Regions from separate parts of the Mus musculus genome. Here region 1 is linked to region 2. A link is a loop called in an ENCODE intact Hi-C map of the cell type or tissue named here. Cell type or tissue: gastrocnemius. All regions are shown on one strand.

What was found. Peaks named below come from ENCODE experiments on the same cell type or tissue, not always from the same donor. Only the 100,000 strongest peaks of a DNase experiment are listed, where the experiment ranks them.
Region 1: it touches region 2 in a loop (2.7-fold over the local background); 12 of 42 quality-filtered maps call a loop at or near these places.

The regions. Positions count from the first base shown.
Region 1 is chr9:34,495,849-34,503,848 of GRCm38, forward strand. All of the region lies in intron 1 of Kirrel3 (kirre like nephrin family adhesion molecule 3), which reads left to right. Among named protein-coding and RNA genes, the nearest start is that of Kirrel3, 11 kb to the left of the region's middle. In gastrocnemius, a CTCF peak has its summit at 2,979 (motif pointing right); DNase peaks (open chromatin) are centred at 2,486, 2,984 and 4,862.
Region 2 is chr9:34,844,227-34,852,226 of GRCm38, forward strand. All of the region lies in intron 1 of Kirrel3 (kirre like nephrin family adhesion molecule 3), which reads left to right. It overlaps Gm33561 (a long non-coding RNA gene), which reads right to left. Exons shown (of 4, transcript XR_001779121.2): 1 at 4,796-8,000. Among named protein-coding and RNA genes, the nearest start is that of Gm33561, 7.0 kb to the right of the region's middle. In gastrocnemius, a CTCF peak has its summit at 3,656; DNase peaks (open chromatin) are centred at 3,646 and 7,123.

The DNA of each region.
Region 1 (8,000 bases), 350 kb before region 2:
GGTAGGTGTGGTGTCAGAGACTGCTGTGGAAATAGGTGAGGCCATATTTCTGGACAGAGAGGCAACACTTCCACGAAGGCTATAGAATGATGCTCTACAAACAGCAGAGACAGCCCAGGGCATCATAAAAGGGTGTCCAGAAGAGATGCCATGCGTGCTTGCTCTTAAAAGATGTATAGGTGTGCTCTGGGTAAAGCATGAAGCAAGTAGTCCGGGCTGTACCTGGGAGTGTGCACAGGCAGGAGGACTGAAGAGAATATGGCATACTTAGCAGCAGAGCCTAGAATGGATGTGTTTGAAAGGAGAGAGGAGCCTTGGGGAAGGCAAAGCTGGCTGGCTCATGGCTGTGAATAACATGATACATGTTTTAAGGATGGATTGACAGGATGAAGTCAGTATCTTAAAAGATGGTTAGTAGTTTGGGGTCTGTCGTCCTCTCCATATCAGAGCTGTGGGGATTCACTTGTTATTCTTGGTAGTCTCTGTACTTCCCTGAGGCTGAAAACTTGTAGAATTGAGTGGAAGTACACTTTCCTCTTTCCAGATCATCTTTCTTTATGGCTGGTATGTTCAGATATGGGAAAGTGGACAATAAAATAGCAATGGGGAACCTAGTTAACTGTTGGTCTGCCCACCCAAGGGAAGGCAGATAAGAGGTGCTGAGGAGAGCTCAAAGCACCAGAGGCATGGAATGCTGGGGACACCTGAACTATGGGTGGTTGGAGGATATGAGGGATGGGAGTTAACTCTTTCTGAAGACCCCTGAAGGATACAGGGACAGAGCAAACACAGCAATGAGGAGGAACAATAAGTCAGAAGGGAGGAAGAAGAGAAGCTTCCCTGGGGCATTCTGCTGGCAATGTCTTTCTTGTTCTCAAGAAAAAGTAAACTGTAGGCATCAGGGGAGCCGAGGTAGCACCTTAGAGGGCTCTATTCAAATGTCAGAAATGTTTCACAAGTCTCCCATGCAAAGGAGCCTTCCATTCAGGAGTAGAGAATATATGTCCTCAGATTTACCCATGTCTTCTGTGCCTATTCTCTCCAGGAACCTATGGTAGCTGGCAGGAAGCTCAGTGGGGGGGGGGGGGGACAAAGCCCCTAAATGTCCTACAAGAACTAGTCAGCGGCATTTTCAAAGCCTTCGATTTCTGACTGTCTTGTCTGAGGCTGGCCTGTTGAGCAGGACTCTATTGTGAGTGTTTTCAAAGATGAATTCAGGTCATCAGGAATGCAGGACGCCAGCTGGTAAGAAAGGACAGAAGAGTGGTTGAGGACTCTACCTCTTAGCAACAATTGGGTTGTTTTGGATAGTTTTCTAGGAGGTAGATCATGTATTCAAGATCTCTTTGGTACCTAGCAAATTCTTTTGGCCGTGTTGATGATAATAGTAGTAACAATACCTCTGTTTGCATAATGATGGCTAGGATAATTAGCATCTATGCAAATCTTCAGAAATACAGTGCACAAGTAGCACCCCATTTTATCGAAATAGCAACGGAGGCAGGTTGGATGCTGTCAGCCCCTAGAAAGGTGATGTCTGATCAAAGTTCTTCCCAGTCTTGTTTTGTGTGGGTTGGTGCTTCATGGAGGAGCTGGTAGCTTCCGGCTGCTTCAGATCATAAACATAAACTATGCATTAGAAGATCAGATGCTGGGATGGAAGGAAAACCTTGTTCTCATCGCTCACCTCCCCCCTCCCCCCGCACACACACACACACCACCAGCACCACCACACCTCTCAGAACTGTAGGTGGGCCTCACTATGAAAATGCTTTCCTACTAAGCTTTATCTCTTGCACGTTTGTATATTTGTGGTAATCATCCATATGTGTCCAAGCATAAAGAGGGGATTTTAGCTGTTCCTTAGAAAGATCGAGGAGCTCAGTGCCAGGGTTGACCTTCAGACGGTAACCCAGCCTTGTAGTCCTAGTTCTTTATGATCCCAGACTCTGACACATTTCTGAAGTTTGTCTTTACCCCAAAGGCTCAAAGTTTCCAGAGCACTAGTGCCTGGGAAGTGGCAAGGCTGAAATGTAGTCAAGAAGTCATTTGTGTACTTCCCTTGTTCTCTTCTCCACCTCTACTTCCACCTTTAGATATCTGTAAATCAAGGAGCTTATCATAATCAGTTGGTTAAAATATCCTACCTTTTATCACGCCAGTGTCTAGCATTCAATTGGCTACCTAGAAGTCTCTGAATAAATTCAAAACTATCAGATGAAATATAAGAGTTAAGGAAAGGGAAAAAAAACCAGAACCTGTGATGTCAGCACACATAAAGATGTTGAAGTGCCCAAGTTAGAGTCCCAGGGATGCTTAAAGTTTATTTAAAGGTATTTCTCCAAGGAAGACCTCGGATGCTCACAAGTCACCAGGGATGCTGCCAAGAGAAACATCCCCTGGCAAGCCACTCACTTCCTGGGCTTCAGCAAGGAACCCTTGTGCCCTTCTGTTCTCCAATGCATGTCAGTGCCCATTTCTGTCAGTCACCTGCAAATGTCACAGGTGACTTCACTCTGGTGCAGTGTGACAGTCCACCTGTCACCCTTGGCAATGCTGGGAGCTATGACAGCTTCGGAGTCACACTGGGGCTTAGTTGACTCTCTGGGTAAGTAAGCATTCAGGGAACAAAAAGTTAAGTATGCATCCAAGTACTGTACAAGAAGGCTTTCATCCTCTGCTGCCTAGTTGCCTAGTTGCCTAGCTGCCCTGACGACTAAGGAGAAACCACCACTTAATCCCCCAGTTGCTCTGTTCCCTATATTGTGAGACTTGCACTTTTCTATGCCTTGGTTATAAATGTTAGGGTTCACTCCATGTTTAAGTTGAACTTCAGCTCTTTGGGAAGCTTGCTTCTGAAGCCATTTTCTCACACAGGGTGCTGAGCCTTTAAGAGAGTCAACTGCTGAGATGGGAGTTAGCAAAAATGTTTGGGGAATCAGACATACGAAGAAGATTGCAGTCCCCAAGTCAGCCTGATGGTGGCAGCAGCCGCGCTTGCAAAGGAGTGAGCCCAGCGTAACCTGCAGAGGGATGGGTGCCCAGTGGTTTAAGGCACAGCAGGGCTGCCTGAAGCTGGGCCCTTCTGCCACCTCATCCCACCCCGAAGGGGTGCAGATGAAGAAGTAGCCACAGTTTAACCTCCCAGGGAGAGGCTGGATTCTACTTTTCAGAGCCCACTAGGTAGTGAAAGTAGAATGTTCAGAGGAATTCCTACACAAAGAGGCTAAAGCTAGGTGGGTTCAATTAATAATGCTCAAGGGGTCCTGGAAGAACTGCACAAAGGAGATAGAGCAATTGCAGTTCACCAGCATTTCTCTGCAATGAGGGCTTTTCCTGAATGTATTGAATCTCAGTCCTCCCCCAGAGGGGTTAGCCACAGAAGGTGTCTTCCTTGAGCCGGCATTCGCTCTGTTAGTCCTGAACCCTCTACTATTCTCCATGGTTCCAAGTGCTTCACACCCCATCAAAGTGGGTGTGCTGTTCCCATGCTGCAAAGTAGTATCCTTATTCCTGGTGCCTTGAGCAGGCTGTTGAGGTGAATTCTGTTTTCATCTCTGGAAAGAGATACTAAATTCGAGGGACACCATTCGAGGAAACTTGCCACCAATTGCATGTGTTTAATAGGGTGTCCTTCTAAAATGTCAATGCCAGGCTAAAAGCAGGTATACTGTACTATGCTCTTCAGGACAAACGGTAGGAGGGTGGCCCCAAAACTCCTTACCATCATTCTTTCTAGTAATCTCCAATGTGCCAGCTTGCCCTTCAGAGTTATGCGATGTACCTGAGCGCCCCCCTCCCAAGTTAGTCCATGCATCAACAATTGAAGTTGTGGAGATGTGATGAAGGAAGGACGGGACCATTGTCAGGGGTATACCACAGTCTTGCCTGGTCTGCATGACCCAAGTGTTTGGTAGAACGGGTCATTGATGTTGCTTGAAGTCATCGGATGTCATGTGACCATTCTGTTGATTTAGGTTGTTAGTGGAATTTTCTGTGAGGTTTGCCTAAATCCAAACCACATTCCTTACTGGACTCACCATTGTAGTCGTCCATTGCTGTTGTTATTGCAATGAGGTGAGCTGTTACCTGCTCAATGTGTCTTTCCAGCTGCTGTTCCCAGGCATAGAAGGCAGCAAAGTTAGAGAGAAGATATTTAGTCTTCAGTGAACAGGGAGATTAAGTGGTGAATGGCAGAGACCATCTAAGCAGTTTCTGTCAAAACAGAAAGGTTTTTGCATAAAAAAAGTCAAAGCCTTAGTCCAGATCACAAACCATTCTAGTCTTTGTGTATAATTTTAGGACCTGATGAAAATATTAGACACCCCTCCTAAATTAAGATTTGCTGTAACGATAAGACATGTGACCTTGGCTTTGTTGTTTTCCTAGTCCCCTAGCTTGGTCGCATACCATTCTTTTCACAAGCCAGGTTTCTAGTAGAGCTTTGGGTTCTCACCCTGAACGTGGACTGGGAAAGGAGAAGCAGTAGAAACCTCAGCCAGATCAGTAATAGCCTTGGATGCTGCTGTCTGGTATTTTTATATTCCCTGAAACCTGTGGCTACTGAGTCAACTGGACCAGCTGTGGAAAAGCATCCTTGAGGTCTCAGGATCAGGTCCTTGGTTGAGCCTTGTATATATTCTCTGACTTAGCACTGTAGCAGCCGAGTGAAGCAGGGATGGCTAAACCCATTTGCTAATGATAACAACCGAGGCTTTGCCTGAAGATCACATAACTGTCAAGTGACAGGATAGAAGACCCTAAGAGCCCTGTCTTCCAGGTTGTTGGGAAGGATATCAGTCACGATGTTGTTTTGGCAGCCCTGTGAGTGTCTATGAGCCAAGCAACCTAGTGTGACCTGCGATTCTCTTCTGTAAGGTCTACGTGGGATGGGAAGAGCTGAGAACACAGAGGAAACGTCTTCTCCTGCACAAAGGGATGAAGACAATATGGGGAGCTTCCCAAGTGGCTTGTCACTCTGTCCCTCCGCCAGCCAGTTCCAGTTTAGCTTAATGTTTAGAAAAGCAAATGCTCATTTCTTAACAAGCATCCATCACACCCAACTCCCTCCCCTCTAACTTCCCTTCAACAGATTTTTTTTTTAATTAAACCCCATTTGGCCCAGGGAGAGGTTAGGCTTGTGTTTGCTCTGTGATCCGAAAATGATACTACTCTACACAAAAAAGGCATTTCACGACATCAAAATTGTTCTCTCTCTCTTTCTCTCTCCCTCCCACCCTCCCTCCCCTTTCTCTCCCTCTAAGTCTGTAATAGTAAAAATGCCAGGAGACTATATAGTTCTGAAATGATTAATAATGGTCATTAAAAAGAAGTGAAAAAGAGTCTTGGAAGGCGGGCGAGCCTGAATGTCATTCGGCTTCCGATTCTCCTCACTTTGGCTTCAGCAGAAAGCTTACCTGGTGTTAGAAATCTCTTTGGAAGGTGACACGTATCTGCCTAGGCCATGCTTAAAATCATAATATTGGCTTAAGATAGACACTTATGATAAACTAGTGAAACATGAAAGTTCCCTGAGAGTTTAAAAGCACCTTTAAGATAGAATCAGAGCAAGAATGCAGGGCAGATAGATGTTGCCATGGAAGACGTCAGATTCTGGCTTTTCATCCTGTGGCCTGAGCCCCTTCCTCGGCCACAGGGGTGATATTCGAGCTGCACTGTCAGCCAATGGTTGCCTGGGCTCCAAACTCTCACAAGTGCCCCCTTTCCAGGCTTGAAATTTGCTTTGTGTTTTCTCTTCACCAAACCAGGGCAGGAAAAAAAAATTCACAGACAGGTATTCATGCATTGTAGGCAAAAAATAACATTTAGAGTTACCCAGAATCAAATCCCATTCAGAAACCGTTATTACCCTCCTCTTCTGGTCTCCTGCTAAAATAATACAAAACCCTACATTGCCTTCCCAACCTTAGAAGGCGTTCTAAGATCAATAACCAAATTCATGCCAAGGAAAATGTTTAAGAGTTTTCTACTGTTATTTATTTAGGTTTTAGTTAGATTATCCTTTTCACTCCTGTCATTGATTTTTGAACTGATGTGAACTCTATTGGCTTTGCTCATTCACAACTGCAGAGAAAAGGGGATCTGGTGGTGTGGTCACATATCCCTCTATCGGTAGATACAAACGTAATGTATGTAATCTTAGCTGGAAACTCTTTGATATGTCAGAGGAGTGTTCCAGCCTTCTTAGGGCTCCCAGCTTCTCTGTCACAGTGCTTTTCAACATGTAGGCTGCAGGTCAGCTGGTTCACCAGTAGCAGCATCCAGGGGGTAGAAGAAAGAGTTCTCAGGATTCAAACCTAAATCAGAGACTCTTGGATTTGGCCCAGCAGCCTGTACCTTAATGACCCCCCCCCCACACACACACATATGTGCACACACATACACACAAACACACAAACATACAGAGAGAGAGAGAGGGGGGGGAGGGAGGGAGAGAGAGAGAGAGAGAGGGAGGGAGGGAGAGAGAGAGAGAGAGAGAGAGAGAGAGAGAGAGATAGGATTTGAATGAACTTGATGCTTCTCGGTTCTGAATCTGGCGTCTGTGCCTTCTTGCCTCGCCGGCTCTTGCGTGAACACTGCTGACACCGAGCCCACAGAGGTTTGAGAGATGCTTCTCACCAGAGGATTTAAGGTGACTCAAGGGAGCTACTGCTAATGGTTTTCATATTACATTACCCTCGGGTGATTTGTCGCTGGAGAGAATGGAACCAAGGATTTACACGGAGCGAGCCCTGAGTCTAGGAAACCCAAACTCACAGTGAGATCAAGCACACGGGAATGGGGACATGGCACTTATGCCAGGCTGTCATCACTGCCTTCCTTACAGCTTAGAAGAAATAAATGAAGAGCCCTTCTTCTCAATGGGACTTTGAGGCCTGTCCCACCTCCATAGAACGGGGAAAGCTGCGTAGTGATCTACGCTGACGGGGAAGAATGCAGCTAAGCTCGGGCATCGCTTGTCTTCACCTGCACTTTAGAATGTTTATTTTAAACTCAGCGCTGTACACTAGAGATGCACAGGTTCATAAAGGGAGAGTTTCGGCTTTGTAGAGTGAAGAGATTCAGAACGTCTATCATAATGCACCACAAGAGTTCTCATTTTATATTTGAGAGAAAAAAAAATCTTCAAGGTCAATACCACCATAGACATTGATATTCATTTCATTGTGAACTGGGATCTGCTAGCTGCTTACTGTCATTTTATTTTTCAATTCATAAAAAAAAAAATAGATGTTCTCATCACTAGGCCTCTGGGCCTCTTTCTTCAATCCAAATCACTAAAGGGGAACCACATGTCTGAGTTGCTGAATCCAGCAGCCACTAGGAGGGTGACGGAAGCCAGTGGTGCTCAAAGGCACTCTTCTCATCCCACTTATACAGCAGTGTGGATTTTCGAGTGGCTCACAAAGACCCAGGTATTAAAGTCATAGTCTCCAGGGCATTACTATAGGGAGGTAGTGGATGTTTAGGAATGGGTGCAGCAGAGGCTTTCGGACCTTTGGGGATGTGTCCTTGAGAGAGATCAAAAGATGATGGCCCCTCATTTGTTTCCTGGTGAGGAGGTGACTGACTGGGTTCTACTGCCTGTGCCCCATTATAGTGTGCTGACCTGCCCATCATGGACAGAGCCCCACCCCCAAACCTGTAGGCTTTTCCTTTTATAAGTTGATGATCTTAGGTTTAGGGCTGGGGACAAATGGGGAGAAAGAGAGGAGGCAGGTAGACAGAAGAAAAAGAGAGCAGGCACATGTGGGAGACAGTTTGGCCTCCAGATCTTAAGACTGTAGTGTTATTTTGTTTTTAAAGTCACAATATTACTTCTCCTGATCTGGGACCGTGAGGCACTCCTTATACTTGAAGAAGTTTGGAAGGGTCCATAGCCAAGTGTGTAGGGATGGAGAAAGACACACAGGAGATCTGGCTTCTGTACAGGTACATGATATTCCTTGGCTTTTGGAGGGAAAACCATTCAGGATGAA
Region 2 (8,000 bases):
TACTGAACACTGGTCTGTTACTGTTGCTCATCACTCTAATGTCTGCTGAATCTGTGTGCAACTTCATCCGTTAGAATGTCAGGATTATAGTCCTCAGGATGGTATCTGATGCACATAAGCTTGAGGACACTAATTTCAAGGAGCATGGTGGCAAGGGATCACCCAACCTTGTAGACCCCTTCCAAGTTACCTAACGTGGCTAAGAGAAGGCTTGTTTTTCTGACCTCAGTTCTCAATCCCTGGAGGGTCTCAAGACCCAATTCTATAAAAACCTGTATTTCACAGGGCCAGTGTGCTTACCCTAAGCCCTGATATAAACTCTCATCTTAACGGGCTTCTGATTCCAAACCCATTTATCTAAACAGCAAAGAATCGTCTACAGCATCCCGTCCTACATGTGCCAAGAGCACAGATGTTCTTTGAGAATTTCAGACATGTACACAGTGAAATATTAACACATATACTGCCCTTTCTACCTTCCAACTCTGCCTGTATCTTCTTCAACACATGTTTATTCTAATGTCATGTCTTCTTTTTGAGTGACTGACTAAGTTCAGTTGGTCTTACCCTTGTGTGTATGAGTGTGTGGTCATCTGCTGGGGTATGGAAAGCTTGCTAGTGGCCATACCCTAAAGAATGATTTTTTTTTTCCTGACTTAGCAGCCAGGAGCTCCTCTATAAGGGGTAGGTCCTAGAGATCATCTCCCCCATATATACACAGCTATTGGCTTGATCTTGAGTAACACTTGTGCGGGTAGCCTCAACTGGTGTGTGTAGACACGGTCACAATGCTCATGCCATTCATGCCCAGATGAAAGCCTTTCACAGCACTCCTTCCCGTCCTTGGGCTCTTAAATTCAGGCTCTTCCTCCGTGTTCCCTGAGCCTTTCTGGGGGTTATTGAAGCTAATAAAGTATCCCACTTAGGACTGAGCGCTTAGCCCCTTATTCTCTCCATTGACCTATACTCACTGTTAAGATAAATAAACAAATAAACAAATAAACAAACAGGTGTCTCCAATTAAGATTGAGAGCAGCCCATGTCTGTAGGTATAAATAGAAATATTTAGAAGGCAATTTCATAACTTTATCATTTAACAAAATACAGGTTCTGACTTAGGACTTAGGACCCCCACGTTGTAGAAGCATAAAATTCCCTCCTGTTGAGCAGACTTCAGATCCAATCAAAAAGCATCCAGTAACCCCATAACAGTCATGCCACTATTACAGTAGTGGGGCACATCTTGGCTGATATGTCAGAACTGTAGCATGGAATGTCGAGTGCTGGATAAAACTATTAATGTCTGCTCTTCCAGCAGCCTGAATAGCACCTTCCAGCATTATGAAACCTAACCAACTGGGTGAAAGATTATCAGTCAATTAGAGATCTATTCCTCTATGTCCTGAAGTCAAAGTAAAGACAAATCTTGAGCACTGAAGTTCAAATTTGAAAACAAAAATAGGTAAGCAAAGAAACGTCATGTCTTTGGCAACCCCTATGATTAACAACAGATGGACAGTGTTCTGGAACTCTACAGAAAAACTCTTTTTTATCTGCCGTGGTTCTTGGGGGCTAGTGCGATGGGTAGGTGTTTCCTGAGCAGCAAAGAGGGAGGAGGTGGTCCAATCATGGGGAATTGCTTATTTGCAGGGTTAGGAGGTTAAACAGGTCTGGAACAACAGCAATGTTCAGCATGCTGGGAAGAACAGGGACAGGATAGGAGACTGTGCAGCCTGGGAGTGAGGATGTACCGGGAGCATGTTTATTCTGAGGAGAGATGGAGAGGCTGATGGAGGTCTTCATTCTAGAGAGTGACACGATCAGATTCATCTTTCAGATAATGTGAGAAGCAGTGCAGAGAATGAACCTGAGTGTAGGAAAGATTGGGCAGCCTGCAGAATTTGACTGAAATGGGGATTTGTTTGAGAGTAATTGATTCCTTCCAATTACTGACCCTGAGTGTCTCAGTGAAGCTTTTTAGAAGGAAATATCACTTGCTCCTGGCCATATATTCAAGTGGATTTCAGAAATCGTACTGGCAAGTATCAAGAATAGACCTGTATGAAATCCCAAGACCCTACTTTTAAGCCTAGTCTGTAGCTACCTGGATGATTGACCTTACACAAGTCCCCTGCCCTCTCTGAATGCAATCTCTGTGATCACATATGTCCAGTTAAGTGGTAGCAGGATTGGGTGGAATCATGGTGGTCCTGCTATGTTGTTATTGCAGCTGTGGACAGCAAGGGAAGGAACTTTTCTTATTCCTACAACAGGGCACAGTCTGAAGTCCCCAGACTTAGCAATATCTTAGCTCCTTTTCCTCCCAGAGGCCCTGTCCCATGATTGGCCCCAAGTCAAGCATCTTGAGGTTGCCCTGCATTACATCATAACAGATGTTATTGATGTCTGGGAATTACTCAGCCCTTTGAAAACTCACAGCCACAATATTTGTCTCCATTAACATCCATGGCAGCACTTCAGTGAATCAATAGCATACTTAATGCTGAATTACACAACGTGTAGCCTGGGCTTGGTGAGCCTAATCTGTCAGGTGACCTACCCAGGAGGGTGTCCCTGACTACTCTGGGGCCACCTGAATGGAAAGGAGAGAGAGTTTCCACACTGTACAGACATGTACTTGTTTGTCTGCTGAAAATAAACATCTAAGTCTTAGCCTTTCCAAACATAATTGCATTTTAAACACCTGATGGCACTTTCTTCTTCTGTCTGGCGGGAGTGATTCATGCTTCGTGTTCTAAGAAAGATCTCAGGTTTTGTTTTTCTCCCATGCAGAAATCAGAGAAGAAAAAAATAATCTGTTTAAGGAGAAAAGAGATGATCTGGGGACACACAAACTTCACCTCTCTCTCTGGCACCCCCTGTTCTCCCTGTCATCTTCCTCCTTCTTTATTCCTATTGATTTGGATCCAAAAGGCACTGTCCTCATTTGTGTCCTGACTTGTCCTCCAGGGATCTCAAAGCACTAAATCCACATCATCATCATCATCAGTGAGGAGGGACCCTCTTGGCTCCAGGTAGGAAGCAACATGGCAGGCCAGGAGAGCCTCACTCCTCAGACACTCCATTTTGCCTGTGTCTTTCATTCTGGCCAGTTAGCACTCACATGCAGAGAACCACTCACTGTGAGTTCTTCAATGTCCTAAGACTTCTACCGGCAGCACCTTCGGAGCTGAGCAGGACAGGCTCGATGTGTTTAATAGCAGAGGGAGGGGGGACTTTTTTCTGTAGTCTGCTGAGGATACAGATCTCCATGTATGTGTCTGTTTTCCAACTTGATGTTCCACGGTGACTTTCCCTTTATGATGTTTAATTTTAAGTGCTGACTTGAAAGCCTATGCACAGACCCTGGGCACAGGCACCCCTCTCCTTCCTTACAACCCATCAGCTTCATGTGGTCTCATTTGCTCCTTCGTATTGGTTTCCCTCTCCATCAAGACCACACAGGAACTTTGGTGATCACAAAGTCCCAGGTTTGTCTCAACCTCAGCTAGAATACGACATCATCCCTTCCTCCCTATGAATTTGAAATTAGAGTGAAATGCAGCACGTACAGGGAAGAGGGTCCCTGCATGCCTTCAAACAATCCATACTGAGGCAGCATGCTGATTTAAACACTGACCCCTAGGGGCTGTGTCAGACACTGCAAGGAGGGGCAAGTTTGCTCATGGAGCAGTCTGCTTCTGTCTTCAGCTTCCCTCCCCATGACATGTTCATAGATCTTCCACTGTGTGGGTGTATTTGAAAAACGAAGAGTTTGGGTTTTGTCACCGTAGACAAATGACTGCCTATTTCTGTTTTCCGAACCTAAATAGTGGGTGATTCTTTGTAAGTTATAAGTATATAGTATAAGTATAGTATAAGTATAGTAGTTAGTTTAAAGCCTTGGAAGCTAAGTGTTGTGATGGTTAGTTTTTTGTGGGACCATCTCTAAGTAGCACTCTGGCCTTAGGAGTGATAGTTAACCTGTCCATGCCTGCTGGGCAGGCAGGGAGCTAAGGGGCAGGAAAGATGCTCAATGGTTAAGGAAATGTACCACTCTTCCAGAGGGTCCCTAGCATGCGCATCAGGTAGCTCATAATTTTCTGAAACCCCAGCTCTAGGAGGGTCTGGTGCCCCTGGCCTCTACAGGCACCTGTATTCATGAGCACATAACCACACAGAAACACACGTACATACACATAATTTAAAGTGATAAAAATAAACATTTTTAAATAAATGAAAGAGTTAATATTAGTATATCTCTTAGCAGGGTATGTAATATAAGCAGTTGGGAGTCTGACGCTAGAGACAGAGAGAGGTCAAAGCCAACTCCAGACTATATGGTGAGACTTGATACCTACCTATGAGATCTACTGTGGGCATTTATGCAATTGTTGCTGATGAAGCACTAGGCACAGACAGTTAAGACAGTGAGAAGTGGAATCAGGACTCAGAAAAAGCTGCTGTACTTAACTCTAGTAGAATCTGAGCCCCCAGATATCAAGAATCTAGTCTCCTGTAAAGTATAATGAAGAGTTAGCCACACTGAGAGCTGGTTAGTATGAGACACATGGTTCCCTGTGTCCCTCAGTAACAGCCAGGAGGACTCTCAGGGGCTGTCCTTCCTATACTCACCAGCCAGACTCCTTTCCCAACTCCTGCATGGTGACCCTCTGTTCTGCAGACCCAAAACCTTTATCTAAAGAATGGGGGTGTCAAGTCAACCTGAGATCAAATAAATCACCATTTTAAACAACATTTAGAAAGCATCTTGAAAAGACATTTTAAACCTTACCCAGAGGTTCCATGACTTTCTCTGAAAACACCGGGTTCTCCACAAGCCAGTTCAGCATATGGATAATTGCCATAAACCAAGTACGTTGTACGAGCCACAGGCCTCTCAAAAGGGAAGCAAAACAAAGAGATAGATGAAATCTCTTGAGGCTCCTCAAAGATGCAACTCATAGTGGTCCTCCCAATCTGACAACACCTCGAACACCCTGGGATAGAGCAATGTCCAGATAGTGCCCAAGATCAGAGACAACCTCCCCTTTCACACACCCCAGACTCTAGGAATGAACATTTTTCCACCCATCCTGAGCAAGATCATTATCTACAGAAGGCTTGAGAACCATGATAGCATATCTCATTTTGTAAAGCACATTAAGGCTAGAGTGTGGCAGTGAAACATATCTAAAACCATAGGGTAATATAATAAAATCAATAGGGATTATTAGGAGCAAAGTGTTATATCTGAGGCAATAAAGCTTTGGAAATCCAAGAAAACAATGTTCTTGTAAAGCTGTAACAAATGTCTGTGATTTAATCACTAAGCAAATAACATGGCATTTCGATGAGTTTTAGACTTTCATGGTATAAAACAGGCACATTAGGGATTCATCCAAGATGTTTCCCACGAAGACTCTATCTCAGAGTAGCATCATTTTGACAATTTGTGCTTTTAAATAATCGTGTATTGTTTTCTTCATAGATCTAATTTTTAAGCCTCTGGCATGCTTTTAAGATATCATTTACTATTAGTCTATCACAAAAGTCTCAAGCCTTTGAACACATGAAACTGTTTTTCAGAACTTTCTTCCAACTTCAGAGAAAAGGCAAAGAGACATGGGAATTCCTAGAGGAACTCGATTTTCTTAGCTGTTTTCCCTTCTGCTGGATACTAATTGCAAGACATCCAAATGCCAGTTTAGAACATAGGAAGCCATTTTGCTTGAAGTTCTCATCACCTATTTAAATAACCCAAATCAAAAGGGGCTCTCTGCACCCCCCCTACTCAGAGCTGTTCTGAATAGTCAAATGAAGATTAAACTCTTGATTTAAGTAGCTACATCTTAGCAGTAATTAACACGTACATCAAATACTTTTTCCCTTTGATATGATATGGTACTAGAATTTAAACCCTGATGAAGGTGCCAAAATTAACTGCAATGGGAAATGAATAATAATTCTTTTTCAGATGACTTTGCCCTTTGCATTAGCTATGTTCAAGGTCTTTACCAGGTTCTGTCCCTACTCATAGGAAGTTTGCAAGTCAGTGGCATAGTTCAGTTCCAGAAACCATCAGTCCAAAAAGGAAAGGAAAAGCAAAAACATCCCCCTACCCCACCCACGCCCGCTTTCCAGCCATCTCTCAATACGGTCTCTCCCTCCAAGCTGGGCAGCATCCCTTATCAGTTCCTGATCTAAGAAGAAAACAGAGGTTGTTGTCTTTGGGTTTGAATGATTTATAAGAAACTAAAGAAGGAATCTTAAGTGAAGTATGAGACGTGACGAAGTGATAAAGGTATCTGTAAAGGCATTTGCAGCAGCGAGAAGAGAATGAATGGGGGACCAGAGTGGGATGCATTTGTAGTTTCTGCTTAAAAGCCTCTTGATTTAACTTTCTGTTCCAATAATCCACAAGGAGAAGGGTTTACTGAAGACATTAATGAAAGAGGATGAGGTATGTCGATGAACCCAGAGGCCCCATGTTAAGAGCATCTGGTCTATAATGACTTAGTCTAGTCTTCTTCATTAATGAGCAAACTTGGAATTAACAGTCCTTCGGAATCCTGAGTTGATCAAAACTATGTTTAAAATCTGTACTTGGAGCTCGCTCATGTATTCTCAACATGAGGCTTAGACAGGAGGCTCATAGGTTTTAGTCCACCTGGACATTATAAGGAGTACAAAGCCAGCCTGTCTCAAAAGCATTTAATGGTAGGTGCTACATTTTACTAAGAATGGGACAAACTAGATCAGGCAATTAAGATGGTGAGCTAGATATCCAAGGGCCCGATGAAACACCAATCGCTCTTGAGAAAGAATTCCATGGGAATGTCACAGAAATAAGTTTCTGTGGTTTATCTTGGCATGGTTTGGCTTGGCTTTTGGTGCAGAGGTCATTACAAGAACTAGATTTGATCAATCTGGAGAGACAGAGACAAATAGGAGACAGAACACTCTGGCCAATACTTTAAATTGCCTCCCGCAATCCAACCTCTACACAGCGTCACGTTAAAGATTTTAATCATATTATGTCATTTCCTCACTAAAGCCCATCTGATGGCACCCTGCCACTTAGGAACAAATGCAACCCCCTCCCTCTCTCCTCACAATGGGAGGTGGGCTCTCTTCCATCTGGCTCCTGCCTCCCTCCCCATGTTCCTCTCCTACCTCTCTTCCACCCTTTCCTAGTTGATGCTTCTGCTGTCCGACTACTATGCCAAACTCAGGTCTCCTCTCAAAGCTTGGACAGATCCTCTTTATTCTGCATCAATTCCTCCCCACTGCCAGAGCTTTGGAACATCTGTCCTTCTTATTCTACAGGACTCGGCTCATCTGATAGCTCTCTACGAGGATCTTCCCTGACCCTTTAGTTTAAAGCACTCCCTATGGCCACGCATGCTTTACCACTGTCTCCTTCTCTCTAGTACCTTTAACTCAGTTTATTTGTTGTTATATTTTCTACTACTTATTTCTCCCACTAGAGATCAAGATCCAGGAGAGCCAAGCTATGGTCTGACTTACCAGTCCAGGAGTAGTGCCTAATACATAATAGACATTTATCAAATATTCCGTAAATGGACAAATAAAGTAGCAACCAGAATAACTGCTGCTTCGTAACCTAACCAATGACTTCCACCAGTAGGTATCCTGTTTGCATACACATAACTCTGTCACAGAGTTGAAATATCACCAGCTCTATGTTGTTTGAGTTTATACCCCAAGGTATCATATATGGGAGCTTGGTCCCTTATGAATACTATTGAGAGGTGATTGTAGTAAGAATTTTGGTTTCTTTGAAAAACACAGAAATATGGTTTCATTTTGATCCCAGCTGTAGGACAATGGGGCTGCTTCCAACTGTCCACAGTAGGTAACTATGATTTGCCTTATGCGCTAGCAGGGACATGATTTTGCCAGTTGCATATAGTTTCTGCAATTGTGTGATGTTTGGAATTCTGCAAACTTTTCAGAGGGTATATAAATGTTAGAGG